Regions from separate parts of the Mus musculus genome. Here region 1 is linked to region 2. Evidence: chromatin loops called from intact Hi-C (ENCODE). Cell type or tissue: heart. All regions are shown on one strand.

Region 1 (8,000 bases), 200 kb before region 2:
TATCTCATCATTTTTATCTTGTGTATGTAGTGTCCTTAAATAAACAAATTTTCAATAAATGATACATGGCAGCAGTTTCCTTCATCCTTGATCCTTAATCCCTCTCCAAAACCAAGTCTAAAGAATTCTTGAATTTGCTGGTCTCCAAACAACACTAAAACCTAACCTCACTGGCCAGGTGTGGTAGTGAAAACATTGAGTCCCAACAGTTGGGCAGCACATCTCCAGGAGTTTGGAGCCACGGGGCTCTACTGTGAGACCCTGTGTAAACATGCATAAAACCTCACACGTTTTCATTTACCTAACCAGGTGAATGTATCTTGCATGCTAAGAATCAATGTTTATTTCTGAAGATGAGAAGATTAAAGTTCAAGAAGTGACTTTCCTACAAAATAAAAGGTTAAACGTATTTGCTTTTATGTTATTAGGGGGAAGGGCAAAGGTTTTCTTTTCTTTTCTTTTTTTTTATTTATGCATGTGTACACAGGTGATTGTCAAGGCCAGACAGTATCAGATCCCCTGGAACTGGGGTTACAGCAGTTTTGAACCTCCCACTGTATGTGCTGAGAATGGAACCTAGGCCCTCTACAAAGAGCAGCAGTGCTCTTAACCATTGAGCCACCTCTGCAGTCCAGTTCTTGTTTCAGAGGTTCAGATAGAGCCTCCTGTAGCCAAGGATAGCCTTACACTCCTGATCCGCATATACCTCCATCTCTCACGTGCTGAGATCAGAGGTATGTGTCACCACTCGCAGCTGCAAACTTCATTTTTTACTTTTCAGTCACTATTCTGAAAGAGTGAGTAACGACAGGATGCCCCTTGGATAGTAAGAAATATCAAAATAAGCATAGGAAACAAAAAAATTAAGAAACTGCTTTAATGGGATGCTGCAGTGACCTGATAAGAGGATAAAGGGTATGAAATAAATGAGACTGTAGACAGAGGCGGGGAGGCTTGAAGTCAAAGAAAAACAGAAGACTTCAATGTACCTTAGCCCCTAGAGAGACTCCTTTACTTAGCAGTTCAGCCATTGCTAGCTTATGTGATTGGGTTAGTTGGATAATCCAATATCTTCTTTTTAAATGTATTATCCATGTATGTATATGTGTGTGAGCCATGCCCTAACACATATGTGGCAGGCAGAAGACAATGTGTAAAGTCACATGGATTTGGGAGATCAGATGCTGGTTTTTCAGCCCTCACAGTAAGCACTTTACCTGAGATGGGCTCCAATTTCTTTTTCCAGTGAGCATTTGCTGAGTGCCTACTAGGTGCAAGACACTATGCTGGTCCTTCCAGTCCCCACAGATACAGTTTAACAAGACTTCAGGCTATTCATTCCACCCTGGAGCTCAGAAGACTGGACAGTAAAGCAGAGATAGAGATGAACATAAAGTGCTATGGAAGTCCGCAGAGAGCTGGCCTGAACCAAAGACTCAGGTAGAGCAATGTGTAAGCTAAATCATAACGTGGTACCTGTGACTACCATCATGCTGAGTTTCAGTCATGGTCAATGTGAGATCTGAGTGGCAACTCCTTTACCAAAAGATATACAACTCGTAGGGCCCACTGCACAGGTCTGTACAAAACAACTCATCAATGATGAATGACCCTCTGGTTAGGAAGCAAAATGGAGATGTGGAGAAGGTAACTTTCCAGCAAGAGAAAAACCATGAAGGTATGTAGGTCAGAAAAGGGATACTACTAGTACTGTATTTTTATAACGATTTAGTTACCCTATACTCTTTTATTTAACTCTCAAAAAAAAACCTGTGAAGGGGTTGGGGAAATGGCTCAGTAGTTAAGAACACTTGTTGCTCCTGCAGAAGACAGGGGTTCAGTTGCCAGCACCCAGATGATGGTTCACCAACATCAGTGACTCCAGTTCCTGGAGATCTGATGTCTCACAACATCACTCTGACCTCTGTGAGCACAAGGCATACCCACTCATACAGACAGACAAAACACCCATACACATACCTCTAAAACAAATAAAAACCTGTGAGGTACACAAGACGTGCACAGTCTTCTCACGCTACTTCTCCTGTTTTACAAATGAGAACCCTTAAGGCCTGGGGAAGAAAAACATTGATTGGCTCATAAATTACACAGCTATTTAGTGTCGAGGGCTCAGACCTAAAGAGTTTTCAACACAAATCCCAGCGAATTCTCTTTGAACTCCTTAACATCCTACAACAGCCCAAAACCTCAATCACTGGATTACAAGGTTGTCAGGCCTTACAAGAGGAAAAAAAAAAAAAAAAAAAAAAAAAATGCTGCACTGACTCTGGGAAAGCTCTAAGAGAGGTGACTGGATTGATAGGAAGGCAGAAATCCCTACATAATCAATGTGTGGGGGGGAGGGGTACACACACACAAACAAAATGAAAACACGCAATAGCTCATCACTGGAATACAAGATCTTAACGTGTGCCTACTGCGCCCCCCCCCCCCAAAAAAAAAAAAAAACTAAAGGATGATGACACTTGGCGAGAATGACAACAGTATCAATTAAAATAGATCATCTAAACAGTGGACAGCAAAACTACCATTCCGGACAAGTGTCAGGCGGGATCAGAAGCGCGGGGGGAGGGGGGGGAGCGTGCCGTGTGCGTGTGCGGACGCGCGCGTGGAGGATTACAAGCCAAAGGTCGCAGCAAGAGTAACAGATGGAGCAGGCATGAATGGATTGCGGATGACGAGGAGCAGACGATGTCTCAGGGGGAGGGATGGGGAGGAGAGGTGGAAAGACGCATGACGGCAGGAAGAAAAGAAAACAAAATCAGAGTTCCAGCAAAACAGAAAAGTAGACGGAGCCGCCGGCAGCCCGGGTGGCAGGCTAACTACGGCGGCAGCGGCTCGAGCCGATGGCTGCTGCCCAAGGACACAACCGTCACCCCGGCGGGCGCCGGCTGCAAATCCCCCTGGGTACCTGTAACCGCGGTTGGAGGCCCGCGGCGGAATCCGGTAGACGCTGACGTCGGGCTTCACACACAGCACGGACTCATATTCCAGCTCTGCCGCCATCTTGGCTCCGCTAGCGCCGCGGGGGCGGGGCACGGGTGGGGGCGGGCTGAGACGCCGACGGCTTCCTTCGCGTCACTTCCGCTCGGGTACAGCTTCGAGGTTAACCTCTAGGCGGCGCAAAACCTGTTACAATCTGGAAACGCTGATGCGCCTGGCTCGCCATCTTGAGTAACGGCAAAGACAGGCTCAGTGGTAGAGCACTTGCCTGCCAAGGCCTCGGGTTGGGCTCTTTCCCCAGCGAAAAATTAAAAATAAGAATTCAGTTCTCTTTTACCTACCTTCAAACGGTAACCAGAAAAAAAAAAAAAAAAAGTCACTGAATATACGAAAACAAAACAGAGGTTGGACAAAATGAATCTCTGCTTTCTCATTCTGTTCTCATAAGCAAGTGTCCAATGCATAATCTATTAAGTGCTACCATGGGGTTGTTTTGTTTTTTTGCAATTTTGTAGGTTTTGTTGGTGACTTCTCCATATTAAAATGACTGATTACAGTGCTAAATGCTATCTAGCATCCCTCAGCATGAGTAGCCCAGCTGGCTACACATCACGATGAGTACTAAACAGCTCTATCCACAAATATGTTCTTTGTGCACTCGCAAATAAATGTAAGCTTACAACAGTGTAACTTAGAAATGTTTTAGATGGCACTGACTTCAAGTGGCAAAACCAAGTCTGATCTTATCTTGTCCCCCCCAAAACACCAGTAGCAGCCTCTTTCATTGCATTCTATCGACTGGTTGACTTTTACTTCTGATTGGTCTGCTTTGCCTAGCAAAGCCAGTTCAACAAGAATTAGACTTTAGGGTTGGTGAGATGGCTCAGTGGGTAAGAGCACCTGACTGCTCTTCCAAAGGTCTGGAGTTCAAATCCCAGCAACCACATGGTGGCTCACAACCATCCATAACGAGATCTGACTCCCTCTTCTGGAGTGTTTGAAGACAGCTACAGTGTACTTACATATAACCAATAAATAAATCTTTAAAAAAAAAAAAAAAAAAGAATTAGACTTTAATTGGCTGGTAAGGATGTAGAGACTGGCTACGGTTGCCAGGACTATAAATTGATCCAACGCTGCTTTGAAGGGACATTTAGCAGAACTCTCCAAATATTAAGTGGGTGTAGCCTTTAACAGTTCCACTAGCTTTTTGTTTGTTCATGTCTGTTTATTTGGAGACAGAGTTTCAATGTAGTCCAGGCTGGCCCTCATCTCATTATGTACTAAAGAATGACTTTGAACTTGTAATCCTCCTGCCACCATAGTACTGGAATTACAGGCATGTGTCACCACACTCTTTTCTTTTCTTTTTTTCAGTGTTTTGGATCACATCCAGGGTTTTGTGAGAACTAGGCAAGCATTCTATCAATTTAGCTACATCCCCAACCAAAAACTTTTTTTTCTATCATATACTTCTCCAACACATGTTATAAAGAGAATACATACACTGTGGATGGAGACATAAAAAAGAAAACAGACAGAAAAAATGGTCTTTTACTGGTTTCCTATTTCTAAACCTATGATCTCAACGGAAGCCTCGGTCATGTTACTATACCGCATTGAACTCTTTCGTTTCCTCTTTCTGGATCAGCAGTGCTGACAATCCCTTACTGAGGCCCCAGCCCCTGGTTCACCTTTCAAGTGCTATGTATTTTTTTCTCCCCAAATCTGGTCATCCTAGAGACTTCTGGTTTCACATAGTTAACTCTCCCTAATCTTACACTCCTTCTTGCCACATGTAAGGTATGATATACGATAACCACCTGCAGCTTACTCCAAGAATTTGTAGTTTGTTTAGTATTTTAAAACCAACAAACATAATACGGGATATTAGCAAAATAATGAGGAAATACACACTGGCCTCTTCTACACGTGCAGCACACCATTTTCCATGGTCTTACAGTGTCCTCTCTGATTTAGATGGCCATATTATCCTAATTTTCCTGGTGGTGGTTTGTTTGTGGCAGCATCCCATTCTCTTGGCCAGGCTTCTCCTGTTTCTGCTTCCTAAGTGCTATTACAGGTGCAAGCACACTCACCTCCATATTTAGTTCTACTTCTGAACATGTATGTCCACATATGTTTCTCACTTACTCCTTAGTAAGATCTTGAAGTCTAATTTAAATATCACTGTCTCTGGGATTTGTTCCTCATCTTCTGTTTGCTTGCTTGTTTCTTTTTAATGTACGAGTGCTTGTCTATGGGTACCACAGAGACCAGAGGAAAGCACTGGATTTCCTCAAGGTGGAGTTACAGATGATGATGCTTAGAACCAAACCCAGGTTATGTGGCATGGCTTGGCTCTTCCCTTCTTTCCTCCTTTATTCCCCTTTGAGCATCAGCTGAGGTTCTACAGCTCCCCTGGTCGGATGTTTTTCTTTTAAACCAATAATACCGTCCTGTGCTTCCATCTGAGTCAGCCCTTAAATTCTTATATTATGAGGTACCCTAAAGGAGTTCCCAGTTGCCCCCGTATCACTGGTCTTCAGCACAATTTCTAGTATATCGTAAGAACTGTAGATATATTTGTATTATATTATCATTACGACCTGGTTAGCATTTGTTCAAATCTCAATCAAAATAATTAATAATGCCTTGACTGTGACATTAATCCCAGCACCCAGGAAGCCCAGGCCAGCAGAACTTGATGAGTTTAAGGCCGGCCTGGGCTATGTAGTGAACACCTGCCTGATTGGGGAATGGGGGGATGTTAGGGTGCCTTAACTAGAATTCACTTCTACCCACCACTGGAGGACAAGTAGCTTACATAGCTCACAGGTTCAGATTAGCTGCTGAAAAAAAAAAATCTCTCTTCTGTGTGACTTCCCACGTGTATGTGATTTAGCCACGTTGTAGGAAAACACTTTTCTTGGAAATGATGTCACCTTGCCCATTTCAAACTGTGATTACTTTTAATGCAATGTAACCATGAAAATGAGTCACATATTTATTTACTTTTTCAATCATCTTTACCCACACATAAAAAGTTATTTTTAACAAGTTTATAAATTCTGCCTTACACCTTTGTCCAGAACAACATTATCAATGGTATTTATTAGGGTATAATATCCCTAACTCTTGAGGCTGGAGAGATGGCTAAGCAGTTAAGAGCTACTTTTCCAGATAGACCCAGGTTCAATTCCCACCACCCACATGGCAGTTCACAGCTGTCTGTAACCCAATTCCAGGGGATCCAACACCCTCACACAGACACACATGCAGGCAAAACACCAAAGCTCATAAGATAAAAATAAACCATTTTTAATAAACTGGCCTCACACAGGATTCTCAGAGATCCATCTGCCTCTGCTTCCTGATTGCTGGGATCAAAGGCATGTGCCACCACACCTGACTTGTCTCATAATTTTTGAAGTAATATTTTTCACCACATGGCACTATACCATCTGGGCAGCACACAAGATGCTAGTTACAGAATCGTGTACATAAACTTTTCATGTAAAATAAGCCAAAAGTTATTTCTCAAGTATAAAAAGTGTAGAGTCTTTTTCCAAGGTGTTGTCGGATCCTCTGAAGTTGGCAGTCACATTAACCAACACAACATTCTATGTGTAGACTTAGCTACACATAGAAAACTTAGAAGGGGACACACAGCCAGCGTCTGTAACCAATTGGGAAACGCATTTGAAAAGAGACCATGAAAACGAAACTTAACTCCTCTTTAAGCATGTCTGCACAGGATCTTTACGGTATACATGTACTAGATGTATAATTCAAAATACTTTTAGTAGAAACCTGGACCTGCAAGATGGATGAGTGGATACCTCACCTGCCATGCAAGTCCAATGACCTAAGTTCGACCCTTAGAGCCCACAGTAGACAGCTGCAGACAATGACAGCCAGCCCTGTGCTTCACAGCACAGCCGAAACAAGAGAGACCCTGCCTCAAAAAGGTAGAAAGAGAGAAGCAACTCTTGAAAGCTGTCCTTTGACCTTCCCACACAGGTCATCTCACACACACACACACACTAAAATTAAACAAATGAACAATTCAACAAGTACATGTAGGAAACATGACATCAGCCCTAGCATAGGTCCATGTAATGTAAATTAAACAGTGGAGAGTGTCACCCATTGACCTAAGTGTAGCCACTCTTACTCCTTACACACGAATATTGTGCTGTAGTTACTGAGTCAGGTTAAACTAGCCCAGCCTGCAACTCTCAGTTGATAATCTCTAAATCTGAGGAGTAATTTGTTTGTTTGCTATTCTCAACATCCTGAGCAGCACATGGGACCTGACAAGTATTTAGCCAGGAGCTCAAAATGACTTTGAGTCCCAGTCCTTTGAGTCAAACCCATCTTTGCCTATGTGGAGAAAACGAGATCAGGTCATTAAAAAGCCGAAGACTCGGTCTCAGTTGGGGACACTGGCTTAAAGTTGAAAATGAGAAGTTAGGATTCCGTTTCCTGACGATTTCAGGGAAACCTGTCCTCTTGCTCTGCTGCAGCGACTGCAAAGGATGATTCAGACCCAGGAGGCTTGAGGCTGTGATTCACCCTCAAAGAATCCCCATAACAAAAATGTGAGGCATGTCTCAAGCGCTAGCTGCAATTAGAAGAGTAAGGCACTAAGCCTAGCGTTTGCTTTTCACACCAACTGTAGCCATTCCTTACTATGCCATGAAACTGGTGGAGTCGGAGTAAGGGTGCGTCATTAAGAAAATATGTCTTTCCAGAGTAATGCTTGCTGCGTGAACAGTCTTGCGCGCTGTGGTTCAGAGCTTTGATTATCAGGAAAATTCTTTTAAATGTTCTTACTACATTTATTTATGCGTGTGTGTGCCCACATGCGTATGTGTGTTCTGGGCCTTACGTTCAGAGGTCAGAGGATAACTTGCGGGGAATTACTTCTTTCATTTCTCCATGTGGGTTCTGGGAATCAAACTCAATTTGTCAGACTTGGCAGCAAGTGCCCTTACGCACTGAGCTATCATGCCAGTCCTACAATAGAGTTT
Region 2 (8,000 bases):
TCAAGGACTCCACGGAAAACTCCAGTGCTGGTGATGATAATAGAAATTTAGGGCTGGTGAGATGGCTCAGCGGTTAAGAGCACCGACTGCTCTTCCAAAGGTCCTGAGTTCAAATCCCAGCAACCACATGGTGGCTCACAACCATCCGTAACAAAAATCTGATGCCCTCTTCTGGAGTATCTGAAGACAGCTAGAGTGTATACACATATAATAAATAAATCTTAAAAAAAAAAAAAAGAAAAGAAAAAAAGAAAATTAAAGCATTTGCCTGTTAGGAGGCTTTTCCATGTGCACGTAGCACTTTCTGGACATTGGGTTTTGTCAGATTGCAGCCTCTTCCCCAGTCAACAATGACCATGGCACACACAGTACAGTACACACGGAAAACTATATGTAGTCTAGCTGGGCGTGCTGGCACAGGCTTGTAAGTACGTGGGGATGCTGAGGAAGAGGATTATAAATCAGCCTGGGCTACACAAGACCGTGTCAAACAAAATAGAACAACTGGCGTCTAGTATACCTGGTACTCAAGACACGCCTGTGTTTAAACAGGAGTCTGCAGTGCTGGGACCTCAAGAACGCTCTCTGTTATCAAGCCACAGCCCCGCCCCCAGCACAGCACCCTAGAGAGCCGAGACAGAGGATGTTGGCTTTTGCTTTTCTTTCCATGGTTCCAATTATCTTCCCAGAAAGCCTCCTGACCAGCGTACTTCCCATCAGAAGCATTAAGACATTATTAATTAATCCTTGCTAGGCCTGAGATGATAATCATTGCTGTCACATGTCCCTGTGAAACTAATGTTGCCTTACTTATAAAGTCCCAGTGTTATTAAAATGACCTATAAAGCTTTGTCCACGGGCATATTTTGGGAGCTGCAGAGTTCTGTATGCCCTAGTTTTTGTTTGTTTATTTATAACACACAAACTATTTAGTATAACCACATAAATGAAAAAGCTTACTCATTGAAAAATCTTGCTATAATATGACCCACCTTACAAGTATATGGGATTTTTTTTTTTTTTTTTTTTTTTTTACTACGGGAGGGGTTGTTGTTGTTGTTGTTATTCTCTGTTTGTTTGGGTTTTATTATTATTTTGTTTTGTTTTGTTTTGTTTTGTTTTTTTGAGACAGGGTTTCTCTTGTACAGCCCTGGCTGTTCTGGAACTTACTTTGTAGACCAGGCTGGCCTCAAACTCAGAAATCTGCCTGCCGCTGCCTCCCGAGTGCTGAGATTAAAGGTGTGCGCCATCACGCCCAGCTATTCTTTGTTTTTTTAGACAGAATCTCACTATATAACCCTGAACTCGGGCTGGAGAGATGGCTTAGCAGTTAAGAGCACTGACTGCTCTTCCGAAGGTCCAGAGTTCAAATCCAACCACATGGTGGCTCACAACCATCCATAATGAGATCTGATGCCCTCTTCTGGGGTGTCTGAAATAGCTACAGTGTACTTACATATAATAAATAAATCTTTTAAAAAAAAACAAAACCTGAACTCTCTATGTAGTTCAAGCTGGTCTTGAACTCACAGAGAAACACTTGCCTCTGCCTCCTAAGTGCTGGGGTTAAATGGTACACCAGCACTCCCCACCTCTTTGCTTTTTTTTTTTTTTAAACAGGCTTTCAACTAAGTTGCCTAGGCTAGATTTGAACTTGGGTTCATCCTGCTTCATCCTCACAAATACTAAGATTTCAGGTTTTCTTGTTCAGCCTCCATGACACTTGTCATGGTTGGAATATCTGATCGTTCTCAAAACTCATCTGATGAAACCCTCCCCCTTGGAGGCGACGGTGTCGCGAGTGTCCTTAGGAGGGGTTGAAGTCATGTGGGCTCCATTCTCACAACTGGGGTTAATGCCCCAATTAGAAAGGCCCGAGCCTGTGTAGTCATACACCCCTGGTACCTCAGGCGTTACAGGCAAAGGCAGATCAAAGCAAGTTCTGCTCCAGCCTTACAAACAGACAGTGTCAACATGGGACTACATGGACATGTACGTTTCTGTATAGCAAAGGAAGCCATCAGCAGAATTAACAGGCAGCCCACAGAATGGGACGAAATCTACCAGCGGCACTTCAGACAAGGGGCTGATAGCCAAAATGTATGAAGGATTGCAGAAATTAAATACCAAGGGAATGAAACTATTTAAAAAAAAAAAGTCTTCAATATCGATAGTCAGATTAAAAGTATTTTAAGATACCTCCTCACCCCCCCTCAGAATGGCTCTCATCAACAAATCTGACAAAAAAAAAAAAAACAACAAAAAACAAAAACCCATTGGAGACATGCAAAAAGAAAGAGCTAAGCGGGGGTGGTGGTACATGCCTTTAATCTCAGCATTTGGGAGGCAAAGGCAGGTGGATATCTGTGAGATCAGCCTGGTCTACAGTCAGAACTGTAGAGAGACTGTGTCTCAAATAAATAAATAAATAAATAGATAAATAAATATGAATACAGATATTGGGAAATTGATTTGGAGACTTCTCAAAAAAATAAAAATAGAACTACACATGATCCAATTATTTCCTTCCCGGGCATATATCCAGAGAACTCGGTGCCCTGCCATAGAGATATTTGTACGCCTGTTTATTGAACTTTATTCACTATAGCAAAGAACTAAGATCAACCTAGTCCATCAAAAGATAGAAAAATATTAAACTCTCGGAACACTTAAGTCATGCAGTTTCAATATTTATTGTAGACTCTCAAAAAATTGTGTCTTAGGGAATAGAGACAGACAGAGGGGCTATCCTGGGTTACATTTGGAGTTCAAGGCAGTTCAGTTTGGGCTATAAAGTGAGTGAGGCCTTGCGTCAAAACAAAAACAAACAAACAAACACCTTTAAAACGGTTTCTTTAAAATGACTTTCTAAGTATGTTTTGTTATTTTATGTGTAATGGTGCTTTGTCAGCATGTTATGTGTGAGCACCCTGTGCATGCCTAGTGATGGCTGAGGCTGGAAGAGGACGCTGGATCCTCTGGGACTGAGTTACAGAGGTTGTGAGCTGCCGTGTCCCCTGCAGGAGCAACTTTGAGTGCCCCGAACCACGCTCCAGCCCACCGTGCTTAGCTCAGGTTGTAGTGCTTAGCTCAGGTTGTAGGAGGTTTCCGGTGCTCCCTCCGTCAGCTTTACCCTCACAGGCCACACAGAAGCCCCTCGCCTCTATCAACAAAGGCAGAATGTGCCCAGGGAAACTGGCCTGGCTGCCAGCCACTGATCCTAGGGTTGAATGGTACTTTCTCAGCTAGGCCTGTTTGTCACTCTGATTCCCACAATGTTCCTTTATCCTGATTGACCACCGAAACGGCTTCTCTGGTACTAGGGTTAGAAGAGATAAATAAATGTGAGGTTGCGCGTGGCAAAAAACCGGAAAGCTGTTTTTTGTTTGTTTGTATGTTTGTTTTTAAATTGCATATGTATGCCCCACCCCCACCCCCCTGTGGCAGGGTTTCACACTAGCTCGGGCTTGCGGGCGGGGAGGGGGGTTAGCGGGAGTCATTCTGTAGCTCAGGTTGGTAGAGAGATTCTCTTACGTAATGGAATTATGGGATTATGAGAGTGAACCATCATGCCTGGCTTTTTTCTTTATTTCTTTACTATTTTTTTAATTTCTGAGAGAGAAAATTCTTGGCAGTCTAGTAAATGTAGCAACAGATGAGATGGGAGCTGGGGGTGGGGGGTGGGGGGGGGAACATGGCGCCTTCCCCAGCCCCCATCTTCTTCCAAAATCGGGTCTTGATTTGTAACACTGGCTGTCCTGGAACTTGCTACGTAGTTCAGAATAGTCTCAAATTCACAGTGTCCTTTAATCATCTTTTTCATCAATAAGAAAAATTTGACCGACCAAGATGCACTTCAGCTTCTTCCGCTTCGTCTCCCCCCACTCCTTCCTTCACCTAGGAACTTGTTCTCGTCCCTATGGCTCCATCTGCTGCTGAGACAAGGAACTGCACATCACCCTTCTCACCAGGACAGTTCAACGCTTCACGAGGGCTGGGAAATAACGCCCCCTGTTGGTGGACTGTCGGACCAGACTCCTCCAGGCTTGAGGAGAAAGTAGCTTTTGCTGCTCGCTGCTGTGTTAAGGACACTCCCAGCTTTCCTTCATCTTATGATGTGTTTAACTAACAACACACACACAGCGTTACAGACACCTTCCTCAATGGCATTGAAGTGTGACGTTCTGGGAAAGGTTTTGATGTTTAAGTGCTAAACCATAGAATTCAAATGCGAAACTTGAATTCTATCCCTACAACCCATACAGAGCAGAAAAAGGAAGCAGACTCTCACCCAAGTTGTTCTGACCTGCACATGTGCACCAAGGCACACATGGCCTACCCCACACACAACTGAAAAGATTTCAACAATGTAAAATCCGAGTCAATGAGCCAGCTTGTCCCGGTGACAAGTGCTCAAGAAAAATGATTGGAAAGAGGAGTTACTTGGCTTATGGTTTCAGATGCAGGGCTGGCTGAACCATTACACTGGACCTGAGCTGAGGCAGAGTATCATGGCAATGGGAGTATGCGAGTGGCACCCATTCTCCAGACTGGGGTCCCACTCACCTGAACCCCTGGGCCAGAGCAAACCCTGTTTCCCCAGTTCTTACACATCTACCCTGATCCATTCCTACTTTGACCCAGACCCCCCCCGCCCCCGCCCCCCCCCCATCAGCTCTCACCTCCTGCCTTAAACCTACTCTATTTGCTGCTTTCTTGTTGTCCTGATAAAATACCACGACCAAAAGCTACCTATGAACAGAATGGTAGAACCAGAGGCACAGAACCCATTGTGTCAAGGGAGCACGGCAGCAAGCTGCAGGTATGGCGGCCTGGGCAGGAAGCTGAGAGCTCACATCTTCAACTGCAAGCACAAAGCAGAGACGGTGAACTGGTAACGCAGTGAGGCTATGTGTAACAGGCCTCCAGACCTTAGCACAACTGACGCCATGAAGGAAGTGCCATTCAGGCCATAAGACTCAGCATGTTGACAGTACCACCCACCAAAACTAAAACAAAGACCTCACCATCAAAGTCTATAGTTCTGGGAATGTCTCTAAATTTATTAACTCTGTTTCTTTTGGCTTCTGTAGTTCTGCTTTTGGCTAACTGAAGTATGTCAACCCAGAACATGGTTTAGAGCTTAAAAGCGCATCCTGAGAGAGACTTGGGGATACAGTGGGGTCTTGGACACCCAGTGTAGTAGCCTGAGGTTAATAAAGACCTTCTATTGGTTTAAACCTTTGACCTAATAGTCTTGTATGAGCTCCCAAAGTTCACCAGAGTCCTGTTTCCAGGGTAGAAACCAAAGCAGTGGATGTAGCTGATGGTTGGAGACTGAGTATGGAGTGGCCCACAGCATAAAGTTGTGTTTTCTTCAGCTATGTCAGCCTCCTTGAATGATCCTAAGCAGAGAAAGCAGTTTAGCCTCTGCTGCTCATCTTGGTAGCAGACTGAGGTTGAGGCCTCACCTTAATACTGACAGGCACTAGGGACTTGGAATGTGTTCTGCTGCAGTGGAAGGCCACAGATATCTCTTCTTGTCCTGGCTTTTGTTTGGGTAGTGTGGTGAAGGAAAGAGGCAGGAGGCTAGCCAGCTCTGTTAGCATCCATCTAGCTCCAGCTGGAACCGCTGTTGCTATAGGCAACCATAGGCTGCCATAGGCATCCCCCTCATCCTCTTCTACCAAGTACCTAGTTCTGCTGTACTCCAAGAGGTCCTGAGTGCTTCCAGGAGTTCAACAGGCATCCTGACACGTGCATAAGCAAACACTTGAACTCCTGTGGAAGCAATTACGGGCAGCGGAGGTGGGCGTGATGGTCTTCTTCAGGGGCACCCACAGTTGTGGGCTCAGCGGACTTGCTTGTTCTTTGTTTGGGAGCCACTTCCGTGTGATGCTGGCAAAGGTTGCACACCGGCAGCTGCCTTTTTCTCTTCCGGCACCTATGGGCTGCGGGTGAAGGGCAAGCATGTTTTTAGGTGCTCTGCCTTCCGGCTCTTGTGGGATCAGGAGGGGAGAGGTCATTTGAATGTTCAGCCCATGTGGAGGAACTGGACAAGCACTTGGGATGGGTTAACAGCCAAAGGCTCCATCACAGGGTACACGCATGGGGATTTCCTGTTATAAGGCTTGGCTTGCAGCTGGCGTTCTGTTGCGTTCTCACAGAGCAATACCATAGTTCACAGGGTTCACGGGGAAGTCATCTGAGAACTGTGTGGGCTGGAAAGAGCATCTCAGATTGTGGGGTAGTGGGCTGCGCACAGACAGCTTCAGTCGAGCAAAGGTCTGGAACCCCGGGGATTCCACTCCGACCCGACTCAGTGCAAAGCGGCTCAGAGTCGCACTCGCTTCACTTCGCCAGAACCCAAGCACCAGTCCTGGCCAGAGATCTCCGTGGAAAGCCTCTGGAATGCAGGCCCACATCAGATGGTATCCCCTTCTATGGAGAACATTCAGAGCATTGCTAGCGAGGGCATAATCTAACAGAAGGCTGACTTACAGATAAAAGAAACCATATTGGTCAGCTGATCACTGAAAGTCCAGAAGTCATGTGAGACATAGAAGTCACCTTTAGTGAGGCAGTTTATATACAATTCCCCCATTTTGTACAGATCTGCTACCTGTCTGCGGGGAGGGGGGGGGATCTAACTATGTAGCCCAGCCTGGCTTGGAACTCACTCTGCAAACCAGATTGGCTTCCACATCCCCCGTGCTGGGATCGAGGGGTCACAACACCACCCTGAGCTCCGTCTGCTCTTTTGGTTAGTTGTATTCCCTGGTTATTTCTTTCAGTGCTACTGCATCATATAGTGAACTGCACAGCTTCATAACTCACAGCATAACACAGAGCAGAGGAATGAAAGGGAGAGGGAGAGAGGGAGGGGGAGGGAGAGGAGGAGGGGGAGGAGGGGGAGGGGGAGGGGGAGGGAGAGATCCAATGGGCTAGGCCAGAGGGGTGTTAGGGGACTCATGGGAGAGAAATGGAGTATTGAATAGGACTTGCCTTGGCATATGTGCAGTTGTTGTTGTTGTTGTTGTTGTTGTTGGTGGTGGTGGTGGTGTGTGTGTGTGTGTGTGTGTGTGTGTGTGTGTGTGTATGTGTGTTGGGGATGGAACTCAGGACTTCAAACCTGCCAGGTAGTGTTGCACTGGTGAGCTATGCCCCCAGCCTGGGTAGGGTAGAAGGCCAGAACCCCTCGGCTACTTATCTCCCAGATTGTTCTCCTCCTGTCATTCTTCAACCTAAACATCCGTGGGATCAGCAGAGGCTCTAATGAGCTCTGTCTAGTTAAGGTATAACTCTGGACACATCTCGCTGCCCGAGGTTAGTAGACGAAAAGATCCAGAGCCTGGGGACAGTGTGTCTGGAAGACTCCTCAAACTTCTGATAAGCAGGAAGCTTCCCCATGACATCACCCAACCCCGGGATGCTTTGTGATCAGGACCCTCGCTCACCCAGGAGGACTGTACAATGTCTCTGGCCAAAGCCCAATCCATGCAGACAGATTTGGACGCTTTCCATCTGGCAGGGTGTGACCATGGGTGTTCACCCTTTCTGTCCTTGATGCTGTCAGACGTTTTGTTACTCTCTGTCTTCTAAATAAACATGGTTATTAAATCCAAGGATGATATTTTATAAGGACTCTAACAAAAAATAAACTAAGGGGCAGAAGATTTCCTTAGAGTCTTCTGGGTTCCGTAGTTCAGATGAAATCCACTGAGTGTTTAACTGCACAGAAATCCAACAGAAAAGAAATCACATGAAAACCTAAAACCATACCCATAAAGTCTCACCAACATGGTGCCTAAGCATGAACTGAACTGGGAGACACAAACACATATGACAAAGTAGCATTAACCCTAAAGAACTGCAGGCTACTGAAGAAATCTGAGAGCAGGAGAGGCGGCCCTCCCCAGGGAAGAGCACTGTCCAGGACCAAACGCTCAGCTCTGAAAACATGCGTACAGGTGACATCATACAGACCGAGAAGGTCATAT

What was found. A loop is a pair of places that touch in the nucleus more often than their neighbours do. Peaks named below come from ENCODE experiments on the same cell type or tissue, not always from the same donor. Only the 100,000 strongest peaks of a DNase experiment are listed, where the experiment ranks them.
Region 1: a loop joins it to region 2, with 2.1 times the contacts of the local background. A loop is called at or near these places in 7 of 42 quality-filtered maps.

The regions. Positions count from the first base shown.
Region 1 is chr6:122,869,596-122,877,595 of GRCm38, reverse strand. Necap1 (NECAP endocytosis associated 1) reads right to left here and starts at 3,039. Exons shown (of 8, transcript NM_026267.3): 1 at 2,933-3,039. The coding sequence starts at 3,027. In heart, a CTCF peak has its summit at 3,141; DNase peaks (open chromatin) are centred at 3,085 and 4,615; H3K4me3 peaks cover 1,971 bases; H3K27ac peaks cover 1,021 bases.
Region 2 is chr6:122,665,562-122,673,561 of GRCm38, reverse strand. No RefSeq gene overlaps it. Among named protein-coding and RNA genes, the nearest start is that of Nanog, 38 kb to the left of the region's middle. In heart, a CTCF peak has its summit at 3,952 (motif pointing left); a DNase peak (open chromatin) is centred at 3,951; H3K4me3 peaks cover 1,014 bases; H3K27ac peaks cover 749 bases; H3K27me3 peaks cover 428 bases.